3 separate regions of the Homo sapiens genome follow, and regions 1 and 2 are each linked to region 3. The links are chromatin contacts, found by Hi-C or POLR2A ChIA-PET in ENCODE. All regions are on one chromosome and are shown on one strand. The core of a region is the stretch at or near the end of the contact, and the rest is flanking DNA. Distances in the headings are between cores, read along the strand shown.

Region 1 (3,652 bases), core at 383-2,882, 110 kb before region 3:
AGCACGGGCAGCTATGAGAACTAGAGAAGGAAGAGGGTTTTGTGCACCTGCCAGCCTCTTAGGTTCTTGTCAGCTTTTCCCCCAAGTCTTTATTATTATTATGTATTGTAGAGATGGGGTCTTGCTATGTTGCCCAGACTGGTCTCAAGCTCCTGGCTTCAAGTGATCCTCCTGCCTCGGCTTCCTAAAGTGCTGGGATTGCAGGTGTGAGCCACCATGCTGGGCCCCTCCAATCCTTTTGAGCTGCCCAAGAACAGAGACCAGGCCTGGCTTTGCTCAGCAGTGGGTCCCCAGCCCATGGCACGAATTCAGTAAACACTTGTTGTGGTCCTCAAGGGGCCCCCAGTCTTGCTAGTCACCTGTGTTCACCTAATTTGAGCCTCTGTTTTCTTTACTTTTTCTTTTTCTTTTTTCTTTTTTTTTTTTTTTTGAGATGGAGTCTCACTCTGTCGCCCAGGCTGGAGTGCGGTGGCACGATCTCAGCTCATTGCAACCTCCGCTTCCCGGATTCAAGTGATTCTCTTGCCTCAGCCTCCCGAGTAGCTGGGATTTAGATACAGGGTTTCACCATATTGGCCAGGTTGGTTTTGAACTCCTGACCTCAGGTGATTTGCCTGCCTCAGCCTCCCAAAGTGCTGGGATTACAGGCGTGAACCACCGCACCGGCCTTTGCCTCTGTTTTTGTAATCATAAAACAGGCAGACAAAACCTCCAGTGGAATTGTGAAAATTAAATGATATGCATGCAGAAAGCGTTCTGCAAACTCTGTTTTGCTAGTTTGGGTGTTTAGTGTTAGTTTTTATATCATTAGTACTGGTTGTAAACTTATCAATTTAAGCAAGATGGAAAATCGAGGGTGTGTCAGGGAAGGGGGAAGTTTGAGCTGAAATTATGACCTCTTAGGGGTGGGAAGAGGAGGCTTTGGGGTTGTGAGGTCTGAGCCCCCTTACTTTGGGATGAGTCCACATCGCGGCGACTCCTCTGCAGAATGCGGTGATGTTGCGGTAAGGGGTCCGGGATAGCTGCGAGGCAGCTGGACCAATCCTGAACGAAAGACATCAGTGATCGCAAGAGGCGCTAAAACTTCTGCCGAAACCCGGGATCGAACCAGGGACCTTTAGATCTTCAGTCTAACGCTCTCCCAACTGAGCTATTTCGGCTGGGCGGCAGAGTCGCTCTCGCCGGGACTCCGTCCCGCGCTGCGCCTTCCCTGCGCAGGCGCAGTCGTTTCGCGTCAGCAGGCCCCACATCCTTTGTAAGGTCTCCCAGGGCGCCGGAGCGCAGTGTCGTCTCTGTGGCGCAATCGGTTAGCGCGTTCGGCTGTTAACCGAAAGGTTGGTGGTTCGAGCCCACCCAGGGACGCGTGGTGACTTTTGCCCTCCTGGAATAACAAGAAAATGAGTGTCGCCTCTGTTTTTGTCGGTCCGCCGCAGACCCGCGGCCCCCACGTGCGCACTCCGATGACCTTTCCGCCTCGGGTGATCTGGGGGTGCACGGCGCAACACGACCACGGAGGCCGAAAGCGCAGCGGAACCTCCCGGCTCCAGGTTCCGGTTTCCGCATGCGCTCCGAGCCGCTTTGGGCGGCGGCCCCGGGAACCCGGAGCGCTAAGGAGAACGGACCTCAGAGGTTGTCTGAAGGCCGAGGCCAAGATGGCGGTGCTGTCAGGTGAGCGCGGCACCGGCGGCGGGTGTGGGGCCGCGCGGGTCTGGGGCCGTGGGAGCCTCGGGTGTCGTGGTGGCGTCGGGGGTCGGTGCCGGCGTCGTGGCCGCGGTCCTCTCCGGGCTTCTCCGAGCCGGCCGCTCCTCGGGCTCCCCGCCCGGCTTGCGATGAACGGTCGCCGTTATTGCGTCCAGAGTACAGTCGGGGAAACCGAGGCCCGGTAGGTCATGACGCAAGCCTCCAGCCTCAGGAAGGCGCTCGGGGTGGAGGCTGGAGGGGCCCCATTCACGTCCCCGAGACCAGGGCACGGCCCGCGAGGCTGCTCTTGAGATGCCCTGGAGAGAGCGGGGCCTGCCTGACAGGCTGGGAAACTGAGGCCCATTGAGGGTCTTCGAGGTCACAGGGCCGGGCCTGGGAAGGAACAGGACCCAGGACATCCACGCCACCCTGCTGGACCCTCCACCTCCCTCCCCACCCCTGGGAGGTAAGGGCCTCTCGCAGAGCCTGTCCTGCTCCAGGGACTTTTTTGGGATCAGCTGAAGCCTGCGGACCTCTGCTCAGATAAAGTTATTAAATGCATGGAATAAAATCCATAGAATTGCAAGGAAATCAGTTACACGGAGAGGCAGTTATTAAAAGATTGTCTTGAAACCTGATTGGCGACTTAGTAATCTAAGTGCTTCCCTTATGAACGCGATCTAGCGGCAGGTCTAATTGCGACTGTGATTTGGAAGGAGTGAGGAGTGGAAATGAGGCTTTGATGATACGGAAACGTCTGCAGCCCCTGCACCATAGCTAGGAAACATCTGTGATTCCGCTTGGTGAAAAGTTACAGGTCCTGCTAATACTGCCGTATTTTGTTGTCTATGCTAAGAATTTTTTATTTATTTATTAAGACAGGGTCTGCCTCTGTCGCTCAGACTGGAGTGCAGTGGTGCCATCTTGGCTCATCACTGCAACCTGTGCCTCCCAGGCTCAAGCGATTCTGGCACTTCAGTGTCCTGTGTAGCTGGGACCACAGGTGTGCGCCACCATGCCTGGCTAGTTTTTGTATTTTTAGTAGAGATGGGGGTCTTGCCCTGTTGCCCAGGCTGGTCTCGAACTTCTGAGTTCAAGCAATCCTCCCACCTGAGCCTCCCAAAGTGCTGGGAGCCACGGCACCCAGCCTACGCTAAGAATTGAATGAAGGGCTAATTTTCCATAAGATGCTGGTGACAACAAAGACATATATATTTTTTTATTCCAAGCAAATTCACAGTTCTGAATCCTCACCAGGCCCCTTGTTAAGAATGCCTGGCCCACGCGCGGTGGCTCACGCCTGTAATCCCAGCACTTTGGAAGGCCAAGGTGGGCGGATCACCTGAGGTCCGGAGTTCGAGACCAGCCTGGCCAACATGGAGAAACCCCGTCTCTACTAAAAATACAAAATCAGCTGGGTGTGGTGGCGCATGCCTGTAATCGCAGCTACTGGGGGGCTGGGGCAAGAGAATCGCTTGAACCCGGGAGGCGGAGGTTGCAGTGAGCTAAGATTGCACCATTGCACTCCATCCTGGGCAACAAGAGTGAAACTCCGTCTCAAAAACAAAAACAAAAACAAACCAGCTGGGCGTGGTGGCTCAGGCCTGTAATCCCAGCACTTTGGGAGGCCGAGGTGGGCGGATCCCCTGAGTTCGGGAGTTCAAGACCAGCCTGATCAACATGGAGAAACCCTGTCTCTACTAAAAAATGCAAAATTAGCTGAGCGTGGTAGCAGGCGCCTGTAATCCCAGCTACTCGGGAGGCTGAGGCAGGAGAATAGCTTGAACCTGGGAGGTGGAGGTTGCAGTGAGCCAAGATTGTGCCGTTGCACTCCAGCCTGGGTGACAAGAGCGAAACTCCGTCTCAAAACAACAACAACAACAACAAAAACCCTGACCCAGAGGCACAGAATCCCATCACCTCAGAGGTTCTCAGAAGAGTATCTCCTCTGCTAGGAGCTCATCCAAAGTCC
Region 2 (3,655 bases), core at 1-2,500, 130 kb after region 3:
CGCTGGCGGCCGCCGTGGCACCTGCTCGCCCTAGCCCTGCAACAGGCCTAGGGTCAGGGGCCTGCGTCGGCCTCCAGGGCCAACTGACATATCTCTTTGTGCTCCTGTGGTGAGGGACTTGGGCTTTCCTGGAAAAACCAGGTCTTGGCCAAAAATAAAAACAAAAAACCAACAACCAGAACTGGATCCCTACCTCACGCCATGTGTAGCTACCAATGCCAGACAGATTAAGGACCACAAGATGAAAGGGAAACAGTTTTACCACCTTTGGAACAAAGTGTGTAGAAATTCTGCAGCAACTCAATGGCAGGAATCTACTAAGATGCTAAAAGAACACTCTTCTTTTTTGGTGAAAGTAAACTGTTTCAATCATTAACTTAAAAATATGGAACACTTCGGATGGGCACAGTGGCTCACACCAGCTCACACCTGTAATGCCAGCATTTTGGGAGGCCGAGGTGGGTGGATCACGAGGTCAGGAGATCAAGACCATCCTGGCTAACATGGTGAAACCCCATCTCTACTAAAAATACAAAAAATTAGCCAGCTGTGGTGGTGGGTACCTGTAATCCCAGCTACTTGGGAGGCTGAGGCAGGAGAATCACTTGAACCCAGGAGGCGGAGGTTGCAGTGAGCCAAGATTGCGCCACTGTACTCCAGCCTGGGTGACAAAGCAAGACTCCGTCTCAAAAAAAAAAAAAAGAATAAAACTTTGGAACACTTCAGGAATGTCCACGTCACCCTTGTGCAGATGCTATGCTAATCTTTATCATTCTCATTTTAGTCCAAGAGCTGTCCAAGCAAGTGCTCAAAGCGCTGCTTTTGAAAGAACACAGGCCGGGCACAGTGGCTGACTCACGCCTGTGATCCCAGCACTTTGGGAGGCTGAGGTGGAAGGGTCACTTGAGGCCAGGGGGTCATGGCTACCGTGAGCTGTGATCATGCCCCTGCACTCTGGTGTGACAGGGTGAGACCCTGTCTCAAAACAAAACAAGTAAAAAAGAAAAAACAAAAATCAGTAAGCTGGACTATATCAGAATTGAGAGTTCCTGATCAGCAAAGATACCAGGAAAAGAAAAGCATTTGCCAAAGAATAGAAGACACCCACCACAGATGTAGCCAACCAGGAGGTGATCTCCCACAATCAATGGGAAAGGACAAAAAGAAAGTAACTCAGTAGAAAAATAAGCAAGGTATCCAAAAAGGCATCTCACAGACAAGGAAACCACATGGCTAGAAACACGTGGAAGTCCGCTTCAGCACATCAAGAGATTAAGGAAATGCAAATTAGGGTGGCTTTGCGCTACCCTTTCATACCCAGTCAGCTAGCAAAGTTGAGGGACCTGAACAGTCAAAATCTTGCCTGTGGGAGGGCAACTTGGCTGCTTTGGAAAATAATTCATCAGCCTTTCCTCTGAATTGACAACAGGTGTATCACACCCTTGATCAGCAGGTTGGCAGGAAAGCGTGATGTTGGAATGACCTACAGCCCCACGCCCGGGCCAGGGCCAACGGCACACTCACAATGGGACCCCAGCCGCTCACACCACACATGTACCCCACACACAACATAAGCCAGCAAACCAGCGTGTAAAGAACACGCTAGTGGGACGCCGTGTTCATGAAGCTCAAGAACAATAATTGCAAAACATGTGGCTTAAGGGTACACAGTGCCCCAAATGAATGCGGCCACTCTGCATTCAGCAGGGCCTGGGCCACCCCCAAAACCCGGGCTTGGGGAGTCCAGGAATCAGTCAGGGCTCACATGGAGCAAACCAGCTGCCATCCCCTGAGACCCCCGTACCCTGAGGGGGAGCCTCAGAAATGCACCCGCTCCCCACAGTGAACTCTGCTCCAATCGGCCAACGCCAGCCACCAGGACCAGCCCAGGCCTCAGCACACGAAGTGAAGGACAGGAAGGAAACAGAGGGGAGCCTATGGGTGAAAGACTAAGCTTGGGGCTGCCCCTGGAAACTGCTGACCTGTGGGTCCGGACCCTTCTCTGGGGTGGGGCCGTCCTGGGCACTGCAGGGTGCTGAGCAGCATCCCTGGCCCCCACCCACTCCATGCCAGGAGCTCCCCTCAGCCCTGACAACTGTAGATGTCCCCAGACATCACCCAGTGTCCCCTGGGGGCAGAGCCGCTGCGGTGAGATGCCCTGGCCTAGGAGTGATAGAATCAAGGTACTTGGAAAGTCTGCCTGGAAAGCAGGCAGGATTCCTGGGCTGGTGGAAGGCACAGGGCCAGGACAGCGCCCACAATGACCCCACCTTCTCCTGGGCCTCTCATGGGTGTCTGAGACACTCAACAATCCCCAGGCCCAGGTCCAGATTTGTCCCCAACCTTTTCCTTTGTCCCCTTCCTTACGGAGTTCCCAGCCCCAGTGTCACCCACAGCTCGGGCCAGAAATCCCAGAGCCACCCTGCCTTCTCTCACCCTCAAGTCCTGTCCATCACAAATCCTGTGGGCCCCGCCTTCAGGAGATGCAGGGCCCACCCACTGCTCACCCCTCCAAGGCCCCTGGACCAGCCCTGTGGCCTCTGCCTTGGTCTCCCGGTGCCACTCATAGTCTGTCCTCCAAGCAGCCACCAGAGGGTATCTGTGAGCACCTGGGTCAGGTCCCATCCCTCCTCAGCCCTCCACGGCTGCCACCTTTCTCATGGCCAAATCCCAAGTCCTCCCCGCAGCCCACAAGGCCCCGCATGACCTGCCCTGCCCCGCCCTCCCCCCTTCCCTCTCTCCCTCTCCTCACTCTGCTCCAACCCCACGGGTCTCCTGGCTGTTCCTCCCAGGTGCAGTCCAGCCCCAGGGCCTTTGCCTGGGCTGCGCCCTCTGCCTGAAACCCTCCTCCTCCAGGTACTTGCCTACTCTTGCCTCCTCCCAGATGCTGCCCAAACACCACCTTGTGGCCTCATGGGCCACCATCTTCAAAGCCATACAAAACCCCCAACCCACCGCAGCCACTTCGTTCCTTCTCCCTGGCACCTGTACTGTGCAGCGAGCTCCTGGTCTGTCTCCCCTGAGGCAGAGGCATCCTGCTGCACCCCTCGCCCCTTCCCCAGTGCTGAGCGCTGCCAGGCACACAGCGTCTGGGAGCAGGCGAATGAAGAGGCAGCCCAGAGCTGTCCACCTCACACGCCCAGGGCCAACGCCGGCCCCGCCGGTCTTACCCACCCTCCTGAAGTTGCTGACTGGGGCGCCCATGTCACCAGGTGCCCCCACGGTGACACCTGCCCTGGGCTCCCACCCTGACCCCCACCACTAGAGTGCCTCAGTTTCCCCAACTGGAACCAGGAGTCGGACAGTCCCAAGCTCAAGGGCTTACCACTGTAGGAGTCGGGAGGCCGAGACAGGTCAGGGAGGGTGCCTGGCTGGCTGGGGAGGGCCGCGTGGTTGTGCATGAGGCTGGTGCTGCCTGCGAGGCCGTCCTCGGGGTGGCTGCCTCCAACCTGCAGGCGTGGGGAGACGGGTGCATCAGGGGGAGCCGGGTCCCCGCCCACTGCCCAGCTCCACCCTCGCCCAGCGCTCACCAGGCCTGCGTGCCGCCCGCCCAGTGACATGGGGCCGGTGAAACCTGAGGCCAGCGCCCCGTGGCCAGGCAGCAGCGTGTGCATGTCGCCGGCTGTGCCCACGGCGTGGCTGCGGAGCACGTGGA
Region 3 (3,265 bases), core at 688-3,187:
TGGGGCTCTGTCTGCAGTCGGAAGGGGTCGAGGCTTTTGGACCACCTGTCCTTGGGCCCACAGACGCGTCGTTGCTGCCGCGGGTGACTGCAGGTCCCCGGGTCCCCACCCCACTCTCTCCCCCATCCCTGTTCTAGATCCTTCTATCTCTCTCCTGCATCACTTCCTTATTTTTTTTCTTTTTTTGAGACAGAGTCTTGTTCTGTCGCCCAGGCTGGGGTGCAGTGGCGCAATCTTGGCTCACTGCAACCTCTGCCTCCTGGGTTCAAGCGATTCTCCTACCTCAGCCTCCCAAGTAGCTGGGACTACAGGCGCACACCACCATGCCCGGCTAATTTTTGTACATTTAGTAGAGATGGGGTTTCGCCATGTTGATCAGGCTGGTCTCGAACTCCTGAGCTTAAGTGATCTGCCTGCCTTGGCCTCCCGAAGTGCCGGGATTACAGGCATGAACCACCACGCCAGGCCTGGCTTCTCTCTTGCAAACCACATCAGGAACTGGCCACTGCTCTCCCTCCCGGTGCTGTAAGCAGGCAGCTGTCCAGTCCTGTTCAAGGCACTTCCTGGCCTCCGAGGGCTTCCCAGGCTCCATCCCAACCCCTCAGCTTGACATCCCAGGCATTTTCTAGACAGGGCCCAGCCCGATGGGACCCAGGCCCCTTTCTGAGCGCCTGGACACTGCGTCCTGAGGGCCACTGGGTGACTGTAAGCCTCCTACTTTTTTTTTTTTTTTTTTTGAGACGGAGTCTCGCTCTGTCGCCCAGGCTGGAGTGCAATGGCGCGATCTCGGCTCACTGCAAGCTCCGCCTCCCGGGTTCACACCATTCTCCTGCCTAAGCCTCCTGAATAGCTGGGACTACAGGCGCCTGCCACCATGCCCGGCTAATTTTTTTGTATTTTCAGTAGAGACAGGGTTTCACCGTGTTCGCTAGGATCTCGTCTCGATTTCCTGACCTTGTGATCCGACCGCCTCCGCCTCCCAAAGTGCTGGGATTACAGGCGTGAGCCACCGCGCCGGGCCAAGCCTCCTACTCTTTGGAACCCATTACGGTGTCGTAAAATCCCCTTCCCTCCATCCCATGACCTAGACGGTGGGGAAGTCACGCCGTCTGTCCCTCCTTACCAGAGCCCCTGGGGCCCAGAGGAGGGAGGGGGAGGACAAGAGGTGCCCACTGTGTACCAGGCCCTGGCAGGCGCCATGATTTCCGTATCTGGGTCTTCCTGCCTCCTCTTGCTGTATAGACTTGGGGCCCGGGCGGGTCTGAGCCACAGAAAGCACACAGCTGTTCATAACAACCACGAGAACCACAGAAGATGGCTGGTGGCCCCAGGAGGCAGCTGAGACCCCGGGCAGGGGGTTGGCCTCCAGGCCAGGCTCACCTTGGGGTTTTTCTTCAGGTGCAGGCGGTGGCCCCAGTGCGGGGTCAGGGACTGCTGGACCACGCCCCGGTGCCGCAGGTGAAAGTACTGCCCGTCAGGGAAGATCTGGGGATGTGGGGAAGCGGCCGCACCGATGGGACCCGGCTCCCCTGCTGAAGCCCCCGAGGGCCGGTAACAGCCCCCTTCTTTGTCCTTCCCCAGCAGGTGCTCTCTGGGAGTCCCAGAAGCTGAGCTTGGCTGAGGCAGGGGTGGGCTGGGACTCTTGATATTTAGAAGACCTTGTGGGCTCCCTCCCCCTTGTCGGGGTCTAGGGTTGTTCAGTCCCCTCCAAGCCCCCACTTCCCGTCTATCCCGGTCCCACCCACCGGCCCCAGGTTGACGAAGCCGAATTTGCGTGCCAGGCGCTCGACCTCCCGGTTACCCTGGGACACCTGGACGGCCCAGCTGCTGACATAGATGGGGGCTCGGACCGGGGCCCACCCCACAGCCCGGGGGCGGACAAGGGCCAGGGCCAAGACCAGGCGCAGCCACAGCGCAATCGGGGCGGGCCGCATGGAGGCGGGGCGGGAGCGGGGCCTGCGCAAATCCCCTCCCTCCCGCCAAACCGCCGAGTGGGCCCAGGCGTCCGACCCGCCCCCGGCGCCATAGCAACGCAGAAGGCTTCGACTCCCAGGGGGCCTTGCGGCTACTCAGCCAGGAGGGGCGCGAAGATCTAACAGAAGCGGGAGAGGGACGCACGCCTGCCCGTCTTCCGCAGACCCACACCCTCGGGAGCCTCAGTTTTCCCATTTGTACAACGACAAGACTAACCCAGAGAAGCGGGTTCACTGTTGCGATAACGCGTCCTACCCTTTGTTTGACCTCTCCCACTTTCCAACACACCCCTCCTTCGAGAATCAGCCCGGCCTCCTGTCCGGCCTAATCAGAATCATTCTTTTGCGTAATCCCGCCTCCTCCGATAAGCCTCGCCCCGTTCCCGCCCCTACCATTCCGCCCTGCCTCCTTTGTGATCAGCCCCGCCCTCCACTGGTCTCGCCAATGAATCGCGTCCCGTTTCTCCAATCGGCTCGGATGTTTCTTTAGCCCCTCCCCCCGGTTCCGCCCCCCCACGCCTCTCCTCGCCCTGGCTCCACCCTTCAGCCAATAATCCCATCCTCTGACACCGCCCTTCCAATCAGCTACGTCTCGCTCCGGCCCGGCCAATCGGTGCCCTGGGCCGCCGCGCCCCGCCCTCTCCCGGCGGGGTCTGGGCAGCGGCGGCCGTGGCGGAGGGCTATGCGGCGGGGGAGACGGGGCAGGCCCCTCCTCCTTTGTCCGCCCTGCCCTCCCATTGGTCCTAGCGGGGGGCCGGGGGCGGACACCGGCGCGGGGCCGGAGCATCGCGGCTCAGGCTGCGGGAAAGCGGTGCGCGTGCAGCGGGGTGGGTGCCCTGGTCCGCGGGCGAGCTCGAGCAGCCAACCCCGGGCGCGTCGGGGCCATGGACGGCCTGAGGCAGCGCGTGGAGCACTTCCTGGAGCAAAGGAACCTGGTCACCGAAGTGCTGGGGGCGCTGGAGGCCAAGACCGGGGTGGAGAAGCGGTATCTGGCTGCAGGTGAGCCGTCGGCGCTAGCCCGTTTCGCCGACGGGCACACCGAGGCCATGGGCCTGGGGGTCGCAGACCGGACTCCTTCCCCGGCTACGGGGTCCGGTCCGGCCGGTGGAGCGCGCGAGGTGACTGGGACCTCGAGGTCCGCCCGCAGCCCTTCCCTTGCCCGCGCCCTGCGACCCTGCTCCCGGGCCACCCCTCTCTAGCTTCCGCCCCTGGCCGCCCCCCGACGCCTCCTTCCGGGCGCTGGGTGCCTGCCATGCCGAAGTCCGGTTCTTCCAGTTGCCCAGTGGCCCCAG

The links. A loop is a pair of places that touch in the nucleus more often than their neighbours do. ChIA-PET counts read pairs that join two places held with the same protein, here RNA polymerase II (POLR2A). Pooled maps may share reads with other maps.
Region 1: a loop to region 3 is called in a pooled map, with 11 times the contacts of the local background. The contact joins the promoter of NDUFS7 here to the promoter of PCSK4 in region 3. A Hi-C loop is called at or near these places in 1 of 37 single-sample maps with no recorded cell type and 11 of 50 pooled maps. POLR2A ChIA-PET finds 5 or more read pairs at or near these places in 3 of 52 experiments (AG04450, Panc1 and activated CD8-positive, alpha-beta memory T cell).
Region 2: a loop to region 3 is called in a pooled map, with 2.7 times the contacts of the local background. The contact joins the enhancer-like site here to the promoter of PCSK4 in region 3. A Hi-C loop is called at or near these places in 2 of 168 maps with a recorded cell type or tissue (both naive thymus-derived CD4-positive, alpha-beta T cell), 5 of 37 single-sample maps with no recorded cell type and 14 of 50 pooled maps. POLR2A ChIA-PET finds 5 or more read pairs at or near these places in 6 of 52 experiments (Caco-2, H1, HCT116 and 3 more).

Annotation. Positions count from the first base shown.
Region 1 is chr19:1,382,275-1,385,926 of GRCh38, forward strand. It overlaps NDUFS7 (NADH:ubiquinone oxidoreductase core subunit S7), which reads left to right and starts at 1,633. Exons shown (of 8, transcript NM_024407.5): 1 at 1,633-1,668. The coding sequence starts at 1,653. It overlaps TRF-GAA1-6 (tRNA-Phe (anticodon GAA) 1-6), which reads right to left and starts at 1,160; the gene lies at 1,088-1,160. TRN-GTT2-6 (tRNA-Asn (anticodon GTT) 2-6) reads left to right here and starts at 1,289; the gene lies at 1,289-1,362. RefSeq lists silencers at 1,003-1,132, 1,313-1,452, 1,703-1,762.
Region 2 is chr19:1,615,786-1,619,440 of GRCh38, forward strand. It overlaps TCF3 (transcription factor 3), which reads right to left. Exons shown (of 19, transcript NM_003200.5): 15 at 3,531-3,655; 16 at 3,326-3,449; 17 at 1-36. It also overlaps the pseudogene RNU6-1223P. Among named protein-coding and RNA genes, the nearest start is that of UQCR11, 12 kb to the left of the region's middle. Within about 2 kb of position 1,251, at least 2 of the 41 ENCODE cell types and tissues checked have a DNase peak (open chromatin) inside an H3K27ac peak, as active enhancers do.
Region 3 is chr19:1,488,413-1,491,677 of GRCh38, forward strand. It overlaps PCSK4 (proprotein convertase subtilisin/kexin type 4), which reads right to left and starts at 1,938. Exons shown (of 15, transcript NM_017573.5): 1 at 1,746-1,938; 2 at 1,381-1,485. The coding sequence starts at 1,934. REEP6 (receptor accessory protein 6) reads left to right here and starts at 2,769. Exons shown (of 5, transcript NM_138393.4): 1 at 2,769-2,972. The coding sequence starts at 2,858. RefSeq lists silencers at 1,678-2,107, 2,328-2,867, 2,898-3,017.